Regions from separate parts of the Homo sapiens genome. Here all the other regions are linked to region 2. The links are chromatin contacts, found by Hi-C or POLR2A ChIA-PET in ENCODE. All regions are on one chromosome and are shown on one strand. Each heading gives the region's core, a stretch centred on a gene start or an enhancer-like site at or near the end of the contact. The rest is flanking DNA. Distances are from core to core; before and after follow the strand shown.

What was found. Hi-C counts contacts between places; a loop is a spot of excess contacts on that map. ChIA-PET counts read pairs that join two places held with the same protein, here RNA polymerase II (POLR2A). Pooled maps may share reads with other maps.
Region 1: a pooled map shows a loop between it and region 2 (4-fold over the local background). The contact joins two enhancer-like sites. A Hi-C loop is called at or near these places in 2 of 50 pooled maps. POLR2A ChIA-PET finds 5 or more read pairs at or near these places in 4 of 52 experiments (A673, AG04450, BJ and 1 more).
Region 3: a map of endothelial cell of umbilical vein shows a loop between it and region 2 (7-fold over the local background). The contact joins two enhancer-like sites. A Hi-C loop is called at or near these places in 5 of 168 maps with a recorded cell type or tissue (Calu3, HepG2, IMR-90 and 2 more) and 3 of 50 pooled maps. POLR2A ChIA-PET finds 5 or more read pairs at or near these places in 3 of 52 experiments (A549, AG04450 and HepG2).

What each region holds. Positions count from the first base shown.
Region 1 is chr2:234,768,037-234,771,528 of GRCh38, forward strand. No RefSeq gene overlaps it. Among named protein-coding and RNA genes, the nearest start is that of LINC01173, 87 kb to the left of the region's middle. Within about 2 kb of position 2,060, at least 3 of the 41 ENCODE cell types and tissues checked have a DNase peak (open chromatin) inside an H3K27ac peak, as active enhancers do.
Region 2 is chr2:234,822,253-234,826,095 of GRCh38, forward strand. It overlaps LOC101927896 (a long non-coding RNA gene), which reads right to left. Exons shown (of 9, transcript XR_002959457.2): 5 at 2,681-2,861. Among named protein-coding and RNA genes, the nearest start is that of SH3BP4, 130 kb to the right of the region's middle. Within about 2 kb of position 1,724, at least 11 of the 41 ENCODE cell types and tissues checked have a DNase peak (open chromatin) inside an H3K27ac peak, as active enhancers do; they include endothelial cell of umbilical vein, where a contact is called at or near this core.
Region 3 is chr2:234,879,337-234,883,116 of GRCh38, forward strand. The region is part of intron 2 of LOC101927896 (a long non-coding RNA gene); the gene reads right to left. Among named protein-coding and RNA genes, the nearest start is that of SH3BP4, 71 kb to the right of the region's middle. Within about 2 kb of position 1,800, at least 10 of the 41 ENCODE cell types and tissues checked have a DNase peak (open chromatin) inside an H3K27ac peak, as active enhancers do; they include endothelial cell of umbilical vein, where a contact is called at or near this core.

The sequences.
Region 1 (3,492 bases), core at 810-3,309, 54 kb before region 2:
TTGAGATGGGAAGTCCAAAATCAAGGTGTCATATGGCCAAGCTCCATCTTAAGGTCCTAGGGAGGAATCCTTGCTTGGAGGATCTTAGGCAAGAAATAGCACCTGGTGGCTCCAGGTGTTCCTTGATTTATGGCGGCATCTCTCCAACCTCTGCCTCTGTCCTCACACAGCCTTCTGCCCTCTGTGTCTGTGTCTTCATGGGGTATTTGTGTGTTCGTTCTCTCTCTCTCTCTCTCTGTCTTTTCTTATAAAGACACCCGTCACATTGGAGTAGGCCCACTCCAATCCAGGATGACCTCATCTTAACCAATTACATTTGTAGCATCTCTGTCCCCAAACAAGGTCACATTCTGAGGAACCAGGGTTTGGACTCAGACACATCTTTTGGGGACACAATAAACACACTATGATGGTGCACTCATTTTCCAAACTTCTTAGTGACAAAAAGTAAAGTAGTGGTAAAGTCACCACTGCAGCAAATGTCACCCTGGTCAGGCACCAGAGCACACTGCTCCCTGCTTCAAGCCATGCCCTGGAACATCAGGGGAAAGGATGAGATTGGGGTCATGGAAGTCCTCAGACGGGGCTCCCAGAAGAACCCCAGCAGCCACCACAGAAGGGTTACGCCTGCCTTTGCCTCTGGGGCTCCAAGTGCAGGTCCGCCTGAGACAAGACAACACACTCAGATCTAAAAAATCAGTGGAATCCTCTTGTTCCTCTTAGGTTCATGCAAAGCCAATTCAAGAGTCTGGCCAACTCGTTCCTCTCTGAATGAAGTGAGCTTTGGAACATGACCCACCATTTGAGAGTTAGTCATGGGGTGGTGACTGCCAGACACAATTCTACCCCTCCCTTTCCTTTCTAAAATAACCCCAACCCCTGTTGGTACAGCCGGGTACAGAGACAGCCTGCGAGCCCATCCCAGCCATCACAGCAGCAATCACAGGGTTCAGTCCAGGGCTGGCCATGACCCCCGAGCCGTCACCTTTCCCAGGACAAATGCATGTGTGCTGGTAGCAACAGTTGCTCTCTCCTGCAGTTTCAAGTTGGGAGGCTGTGAAGCTGGGACTCGATTCACCCTCTTCCTCCCCTGAGAAGAAGGTTTGCCCTGGTCTCACTGAGGCCCTGGCCCCTGAGCCTGGTTCTGCAGACCTGCTGGCTCTCCATAGCTCCCATGGCGCTCTGTTTCTACTCCTGAGACTTTCAACCTATTTGTACCTTGGTTCTGATACAACCTCCAGTGTCACTCCTATTGAGACTTGCCCATAGAGCTGGCCCTAGAAGTGGACGCCATCTGCCAAGGACAGTCCCCACTCCAGCCACTACCACCTCCCTCCATCACCTGCCCCACAAATACCTTAGGTGTAATACATTTTAAACTAATTTAACATTAATTAAGGCTAGGCACTGTGCTCATGCCTGTAATCCCGCGCTTTTCAAGGCCAAGGTGGGAGGATTGCTTGAGCCCAGGAGTTTGAAACCAGCCTGTGAAACATAGTAAGACCTCACCTCCACCAAAAAGCAAAAAAATTAGCTGGGCATGGTGGTGCGTGCCTGTAGTACCAGCTACTTGGGAGCCTGAGGCTAGAGGATTGCTTGAGCCCAGGAGGTCGAGGCTGCAGTGAGCTGAGATCACACCACTGTACTCCAGCCTGAGTGATAGTGTGAGATCCTGTCTCTAATAAATAAAATAAATTAACAATAATTTTGCTTATCTCCTTAGAATTCAGTTAGTTAATTGGGTAGGCTATTTTTTTTTTTTAAGTTAAGAGAAGTTCAAATGTGGTTTCTTCTGTTCTCCCACTTTGAAAGCCTCCCAGAACTCTTGTTCTTACAGCTGTCCTCAAATCAGGGAGGCATTTCCCATAGATCCTTTGCTGGATATAAATATTTCAGGCCTCACAGTGGATGCCCGTGTAGCTGTTTGAAAGACTCTTTTAAGAGGATCAGATGCGCTTTCTTATGTTTTAGCTTTTGCTCTCTTTTCCTCCCAATAACCTCTGCCCCTCAGCTCATGCCAAGAAGAGCCTGGGAAGCAGAATGAAGTCACAAAAGGAAAATGTGCAGGAGTTGGGAGGGAGGACCCGCACCCCTTTGCAGGGGGTACTTACTGGCTGGGGGAATTCAGCGCTGATAAAAAGAGATCTGTGCTGGGAGGCTCTTCGCCCAGCTGCCGGCTGGGCTGCCTCTCTCTCCACCTTCCCACAGCCTCCCTGAGGCCCTGGCCAGCTGCAGATGCTCACGGCACAGTCAGGCTTTGTGGAACCAGAAAATTAGTGAGTCAAAGGACCAGAGAATTAGAGCAAGTATGTTAATTGGATATGAGTATAGGCCTCAGTGGACGGCTGCCAAGTCCCCTTTCTCCCTGCGCTCTCCATGCCATCCTTACCAGGAGCCCGGAGCTCCCTGCTGTGAGTGCCGCATTAGCCCAGCTCCTACAGCGCGTGATCCTGCACCAGGCCTTGTGTTTGTATCCACTGTCTCCTACTAACCCCACCTAGCAATCCCACCCATCTCCATTCTGAATATAAGCTAAGTGGCTTGTCTACTTTACCCAGCTAGTGCGAGATGGAGCTGGGATCAAGATCAGGTCTGTCTGCCCCACAGCCTGCACTCTGCTTTCTCCTGGGACAGGCCACCAACTTCACTGCGTTACCTGCTGGTGGTCATCATCCTCTTAGCCTGGAGAGTTCCACTTGGAGATGGGTGTAATTGAAAGCCTCCCAGAACTCTTGTTCTTACAGCTGTCCTGTAAGAGCTGTGGCTGGCCCTGCAATGGAGATGACTGAGTGGTAGGGGGCAGGGGTGGATTTTGCCCCACAGGAGAAATTTGGTAATACCTAGAGACAATTTGGGTTGTCCCAACCTAGGAGTGGGGGGTTGCTCCTGGAATCTAGTGGGTAAAGTTCAGGGCTGTTGGTAAAAATCCTACAATGCACAGGACACCTCTTAAACAAATAATTACTCAGCTACAATGTTTCCATCTTGGTGAGGTTGAGAAACCCTGCCCTACAAAATTCTGCCAGAACAAAGTGCCTACCAGCATCCAAAATTAGCCAAAAACATGGCTAAAAGAGAGCAGGGACAGATCTATTTATTCATTCATCTGACCTGTATTTACCGAGTGCCAGCTAGGAGCCAGGCACTCCTCTTACTGCTGGGGGTTTAATAATGAACCAGACAGACAAGTCCATGCCCCCCACCCCCCAACCGGGGCTGATGTTCTAAGAGGGGTTAGAGTGGAAGGCAGAAATAAAATGAATAACAAGACACTGATAAGGGCCATTCCGAGCATTGCAATGGGGTGGTGTAAGGGGTGGGATGAGATGTCTGATTTTGAGCTGGGGGTCAAAGTGGCCCCCTGCAGAGGTGACATTTAAGCTGAGATCTGAACCACAGGAAGTAGTCAGTCACAGACCAAACAGGAGACAGGGCTTCCTAGAAAGAAGAGAGGGTTACTGCAAAATCTTTAAGATGGGGAGGAGCTTGCTG
Region 2 (3,843 bases), core at 474-2,973:
CAGGGATTACTATAAGCTTAAATGATGTAATAAATTTAAAGGTGCTTCAAAACATTTCAGCACTGATATGAACATAATACATTACTATGAAGGTCATTTTTATCTTCATGATTAATGTGGTGTGGTCTCCTGATACATCCCACAGAAAACTGAGAATCTGAGGAAGTAGAAAATGGATATAGTTTTGCCATTTATTAGCATGTGGCTCAGGCAAGTAATGTCACTGTTCTGAGGCTCCATTTCTATCAAAAACAAATGAGGACCATAATATCTACCACATAGGGCCAAAATCAATGAGCTAATGTACGAAGAAAGCCTAGAGTTCCAAAGGAGAATGGCGTTGGTGATGATGGTAGTGTTGGACAGAGATGGTGTTGATATGATTGTGATGGTGATGGTGACGGTAATGACGATGGTGTTGATGATAGTGATGGTGATGATAGTGTTGGTGATGAAGATGGTGTTGGAATGGGGATGGTGTTGGTGGTGGTGATAGTGATCGAGTTGGAATAGTGGTGGGGTTAGGATAGTGATAGTGTTGAGATGAGGACAGTGTTGGTGATGGTAGTGATGGTGATGATAGTGTCGGAATGGGGATGGTGTTGGTGGTGGTGATAGTGATTGAGTTGGAATAGTGGTGGGGTTAGGATAGTGATAGTGTTGAGATGAGGGCAGTGTTGGTGATGGTAGTGATGGTGATGATAGTGTTGGAATGGGGATGGTGTTGGTGGTGGTGATAGTGATTGAGTTGGAATAGTGGTGGGGTTAGGATAGTGATAGTGTTGAGATGAGGGCAGTGTTGGTGATGGTATTGATGATGGTGATGATAGTGTTGGAATGGGGATGATTATGGTGATTATGATAGTGTCAGTGATGGGGATGGTGTTGGAGATGATGATGGTGACGATGATGGTGATAAGATGGGGATGGGGATGGTGATAATGAAGGTGCTGGGATGGGAATGGTGATGGTGATGGGGGTGTTGGGTAATGGGAATGGTATTGGTTATTATGACAGTGGTGATAATGATGGTGATGATGATGGTTCTGGTGATGATGTTGTTTATGGTGATGGTGTTAGGATGGTGCGTTTGAAAGCTGACAGAGTGAAGTGCCATAACTTGGCTTAGTGCGTTGCTCACAAGGAAAGCATTTAGTAAATTTCTTTTGACTGAATGAGTGGAATAAGTGGCTTTGGGAGGCCTTTTACTCTACTACACTTTGTCTCAATATTAAATTCAGCAGCCAATGATATCAGAACCCAAACTGTATTTACATAAATGTGAAGGAGAGACTGGCTTTCTGGGGACTGACATTTTTGCTTGATACTGATTAACTTATATATTTCAACTGAAATCTGGTTTCAAATGTTTGAGATTTTGAATGTTTTGCCTTCTCTTTTTTCCTTTGCCCACGTATGATCTCAGTTTGCTTTGTGACCCCTGTTGAGCAACGCAGAGGACTTTCCAGCTGTGGCCTAGGGCCGATGCTCTAGTCCCTCCGTGCCTGACTGCACTTGAATGTAAGACAGAGCTGATCATGAAGAATACTCTCCTTTCCCGTAAGCACCACTTTGGAGCAATGACTAGAAGAAAGGTCCAAGCTCAGCTCTAAAATTAAAATTAGCCATGTTTCATCAAATGTAGACTTTGGCAAAGAAACCATTTCTGCCTCATAGTTAAACTCTGAGTGTAAACAAAGAAGTCACCAAAGACATGTGACTCCTTCTTGGCCAGACAATAGGGGTCACTGCCCATGTCTCTGAGTCAGAGGTAGTATCCATTCCTCCGCCAGCTGGTTCTTCCCAACCAAACACCCACACTGCAACTTAATGATTAGCCATTATTCTTTCTTTCCTCCTCCTCTAACCAGCCCTCCGTAGCAATGTCCAGGCTCATTCCACAGATGTTTGTGTGAGAACAGATCTATGTTAAATCCAGATGAGAAAAATGCCTGAAAAGGAGGAAATGATTTAGTTTAACAACAGAGGACTTAAGTGCAAGCAGATTGACATTAGTTTGTGCCTAGAAATTATGACACATCTGCAATCCCACAGAGGAATTGTGCTAAATGGGCCCACACAGCAGGAGCACTGGCCTGAAAAACAGCCTCATAACATGGAATCTGCTCCCAGATACAGAATAAGTTATGTGTTTTTTTAAGAATGCGATCTCGTTGCACACATAGAAGCATTTGTGTTATCAACTCACTTCCTCAAAAATGCTTGTTATTGGCATAATTTAAATTAAGACCATCAAACTAAGCTCCAGAAAGAGCACAGTGTTGTAACTAAGGAGAAGAGACAATATACTCTCAGAAATTATTATTATTATTATTATTATTATTATTATTATTTTGAAACAGGTCTCTGTCACCTGGGCTGGAGTGCAGTGGCATGATCTCGGCTCACTGCAACCTCTACCTCCTGGATTCAAGCGATTCTCCTGCCTCAGCCTCCCAAGCAACTGGGATTAGAGGCACCCACCACCACACCTGGCTAATTTTTGTATTTTTAGTAGAGATGGGGTTTCACCATGTTGGCCAGGCTGGTCTCAAACACCTGGTCTCAAGTGGTCCACTCTCCTTGGCTTCCCAAAGTGCTGGGATTACAGGCATGAGCCACTGTGCCCAGCCAGAATTCTTCCTTAAGGACCAGAGATATCATAACCAAAGTTACTTACTGAGAAGTGCATCCTCGACTTCAGAAGTGATTTTAGTTTTGATTTTTGGTTACATCTGTCATCTGTTCATTCATTCACTCATGAATTATTTCTCGATCACTTGCTAAGTGCCAGGCTGCATGCTGTTCTACTCACAGTATAATTCTTCTTTAAGCATTTATTACATTCTAAAAGAAATTTCCTGCAAAAAAAAAAAAAAAAAACTATAATATGTGATTAAGTTCAAGTTGCTATCTCTAAGTCTTATTAAGCAAAGCTATAGTATAAACTACAGAAAGATCTATGACCCTCTTCACTTGTCTAGTTAATGACATTAAGTTTGACTATGAGAAAATATTTATTTCCTTTAGTGTAAAAATGTATATCATTTCCTAAAGTGGAGACCATTTTTAGAAGCATTAACAGTCCAGACGTGTTTGGACATTAGCACCATTTTATTTTGCCTGTCAAAATAAAGATTTTATCCCAGCTGTTTTCCTCTTTCCAAACATGTCTTTCCACATGATCTGGGCTGAATTGTGTCTGAGAAGTATAAGTGAAAAACTCACAAATCACTGTGAATCTAAGATCCAAATATGTCATCTTAATTCTGGTAACTTACTCTCTTGAGACTTTGTATGAAGGTGACAATTTCTCAGAGAAAATATCCCCTACCTTAGAAATGAAGGCTATCGGGGTGTCAATCACTGAAACATGACTGAAAACAGCAACGCAAAGAGATTTTTAACTCCTGAATTGTCACGTGTCTGGAGCAGATGTGCCAGAACTGGTGCACACATACATTGCTGGTGGTCCTGGACATTGATGCGATCCTTTGGGAACACCATTCACATTTCACAAGTCACAAAAGTCTTACTTCGTGTTGGATCAGTAATCTCAGTCCTGGGAAAATGCCTTTGGAAACAGCATCTTTAGTGTTGGAAGCAATATTGTCACAAAGATATGTAATCCAGACAGCAGCCAAGGCATTGCTGCTGCTTGAGGAGATCTGATTAGCATTCATTGAGCTCTTCAGTTCCACCACAGCCTTGCCAGGACTTTGTGCATTTTAAGGAGACGCAGCTTCTCCTGGTCACCTCAGTCCTCAGGCTCTTGCTTCTGCACACATTGACTTCACTGCCATCATGTCCACTATGAAAGGAAACTCAGTGTCTTCGTTGACA
Region 3 (3,780 bases), core at 550-3,049, 57 kb after region 2:
AGAACAGCATGGGGGAACCACCCCTATAATCCAATCACTTCCCTCTCTCCACTCCTGGGGATTACAGGTCCCTCCCTCAATACTCGAGGGTTACAATTCGAGGTGAGATTTCAGTGGGGACACAGAGCTAAACCATATCAGCCATATTCCATTGTGTTGTGTCTAACAGTGGAAGCTCCACATATGCAGCTAGTGTGAAGGAGGTGATCTTAAAATCCATTCGAAGAGGCTCAACTGGTGGAAGTGCTCGAATGGGTCCTATGTGATTCAGCTCCATTCTCATCCACTTGCAGCTCTGGATCGAAAACCCAGAGATGAGTGACATTCTGTTCTTATGGGTGCCCAGAGTGGTAGCTGGTGTATTTGAGGATGGCAGATAGTGCTATAAAACAAGAGTCCCGTTGAGACTTTGCTCAAACAGAGCCCCCGCCTGTCTGTTGGAGATTCTTTGTTTCACCCTTTTCAGTAACCAGAGCCACAGCTTCTTTGCTCACGTCCAAATGGAGAAAAAAAAATGGCTGAGCTTTGCACTGCCTGGGTCACCCCTAACTCAATCCCTGCCACCAGGCTGCAGATTTGGGTAGCAGTTTGTTGCCCTAACACAGGATAACTGTGATTGGTTGATATCAATCAAGATATGTCCCTAAAGACCCAGAGGAGCCAATCTCAATCAAGCCTTGGCTGCAGCACAGTGAGAAGTCCCCTGGCATGGCCAGGAGAAACCTACTTTGCCCAACAGGTACGTATCCATGATTGGAAAGGAAAAAAGACCAATTTGTACTGAACCTATATTGAGTACTGACTAAGGAGCTTTTACCATTTAATTTAACCCCAACAGTCCTTAGGGGGAGGGCTTGCTATGCTTATTTCACAGATAAGAAAACTTTAGCTCAGAGAGTATGAGTCATTTGCTTAAGGTCCCACAGCTAATATGCATCAAAGCTTATCTCACCGATTTCATATGCTGCTTGGCACAGCTTGTTAATGACCCTGAAGTCCATCCAAGCTAGACCTGGGAAATACATTTTAGATCCCATTCCCCCAAGTTTTGTTGTTAAAACTCATGTAGAGTATTTGGAATACATATATATGGAATATGAACATATATATATATATAAAAACATATATATATATGGTTTAGACTAAAGTTGGAAGGAAAACTAAAGATATGTTTTTTCCAGTTAAGCATCTTCTAACAGTTTAAGTAATTGGTTTGTGTTATCAGATTGTGGTCTAAACTAGATCACAGGAATGAATCATAGCTGATGTAATGCACACATGTCTTAGCACAGCTATTATGTGGTACCCAGGTGCACTGAATTTTACAATATGAAACCAGAGCTCTGCCCTTGAACCCGGTGAGCAATTATGGCATCATGAACTAGGCACTTGGATGCAGTTCAAAGAGCTGAGAACAAGTTACGAAAACGCAGGGAAAGTAAACTTCGGAGTTCCAGAGAGGTCACTCAATCTCCTCCTGGCCTTGCAGAGATGCCGATATCAGCTCCATGTGAAAACTGGTGGGGAAAACCTACAAGTCCAGGCTTTCACTTTTCCCTTAAAAGAACAGGGGTTGTCCTGAGCTGTGTAGCCTCTGGGATGGTGAGTCTTCCAGAAAATTTTCTCCCAGGGGACTTCACGGAAGAAGAAATTCCCTTCAAACTTGGGCTTTTCAGTTCTGTTACTAGCATTTGGGATTGGACCAATAGCCCCTGATGGCAATTCTGGTTGGGCAGGGGAAGTGTGAGAGTGTGGTGGGCAGGTGGGTAGAGGTGGGAAACGAAGCAAAGGGACAGAGACATGCAGGCTAATGTGGATGGTGGAGACCTCCCAGCAAGGGCAGCACTGCCTGCAGCAATGCCAGAAAGACAGCCTGAAAGAGAAGCTTTCTGCAACCTTAGTTCTTTTTGCTCAGGAAGTACTAAAGTTAGAACCTGCTGTCTTTTAAAAAGAAATGATGTTATTTCACAGATCCGCACATTTAAATAACAAATAAGCCAAGACAAAACAAAACAAAATGTGAAGTCCTAAAATTTAGTTAAGATACATTTTTCTTCTAAGAGACTGCATGGAAATTTTGTTGTTGAAATAATTCACTGTGCTGAGCTTCACTTGAAATGCTTAAATACCTTGAAACCATTTCCATTTTTGCCTTTACTCAAAATAAGTGGTTACTTTCTAATGAATGAAAAGCCCAGTATGTGAAAAGTGTGGCTTAGGCCAATAAAAAGGGAGGTAACAGCATTTTAGTAGTTTCTCAGAAGCAGTTAAAAAATAACACAATGAAGTTTAACAGGCTGAGGAAACATCACACCCCATCATTAAAAACAGCAATGCCAAAAATACCCAGGGGTGAACAGAGGTGAGGGAGACTGCCAAAAGATTATTGCTTGAAGGATTGCCTTTCCTTGTACGGGTACCTACCCAGGGCAGTTGCTCCAGGTTCATGCAGGGGTGGCCATATTTTGTATCACGTGATCCTCAGTCCACAAGCTGATTGGACCAGAGGAGGCCACTTCCCCAGAGGCTGATCAGAACACCGTGATACAGCTCCCTGCAGGGGGCGCTGCGCTGTTTTTGCAGCCAAATGCAAAATGAAACTGTAAGTGCTCTCATTCAAAAAGCAGGAGAAACGTGCCATGGAATGTAGTAAAAGATAAGGCTTTTCCCTTTTTCTACAGTCTCTCAATTTGTTATGGTGTTTTTACTTTGCTCCTTGAGGTCGTTTTGAGTAAAGAAAGAATACAATTTTAAATCATTAGCATGAATTTTACCATTACTCTTCATATTGTGCAATTTCACGTTTAAATACAAACATAAGTACATTTAACTCATATGCAGCATCACCAAAATTACACAATTTGTATTTTGTGGCTTGTACATGCATATATATTTCATTCTTAGCAGAACATTGGAAACACTACAACACATGAACTCAACTGTCTTTATTTCACTTCTTGGTGCACACATTTTCTACTAACAACCTCTACTTTTGGCTTATTGATGAATAAGGAAAGACTTAAAAAAAAAAAAAAAAAAGGAAAAAGCAAGTCTGGCTCTCTTGCCCTTTCCTTCTAAGTCCTCGTTTTCAGCATAAGGGGTTAGCTGGCATAGCTCTGAAGCCTGAATATCTGAGACAGATCTCAGTTAATTTAGGAAGTTTATTTTGCCAAAGTTAAGGACATGCACCTGTGACATAACCTCAGGAGGTACTGATGACATGTGCCCAAGGACATCGGAGCACAGCTTCTGAGAAACCATTAAAATGGTGTCACCTCCCCTTTTATTGTCCTAACCCACACTTTTCACATACTGGGATTTGCATTCATTAGAAAGTAGCCACCACCTGATTTGAGTAAAGGCAAAAATGGAAATGTTTTCAAGGTATTTAAGCATTTCAATTGAAGCTCAGTACAACGAATTATTTCAACAACAAAATTTTCATGTAGTCTCTACAGAGATATGAGACATCAATCAATATATGCAAGATAAACATTGGTTTAATACTGAAATTCCAGGTCATAGGTAGATAAGAGACAAATGGTTGCATTCTTCTGAGTTTCTGATGAGCCTTTCCAAAGGAGGCCATCAGATATGCATTTATCTCAGTGAAGAGTGGGATGACTTTGAATAAATGGGAGGCAGGTTTGCCCTAAGCAGATCCAGCTTGACTTTTCCCTTTAGCTGAGTGATTTGGAGGCCCCAGGATCTATTTTCCTTTCATGTAAGGAAGTCACATGAGTAACGAAGGACATGACAGAGTCCCTTGGTAATTCACGT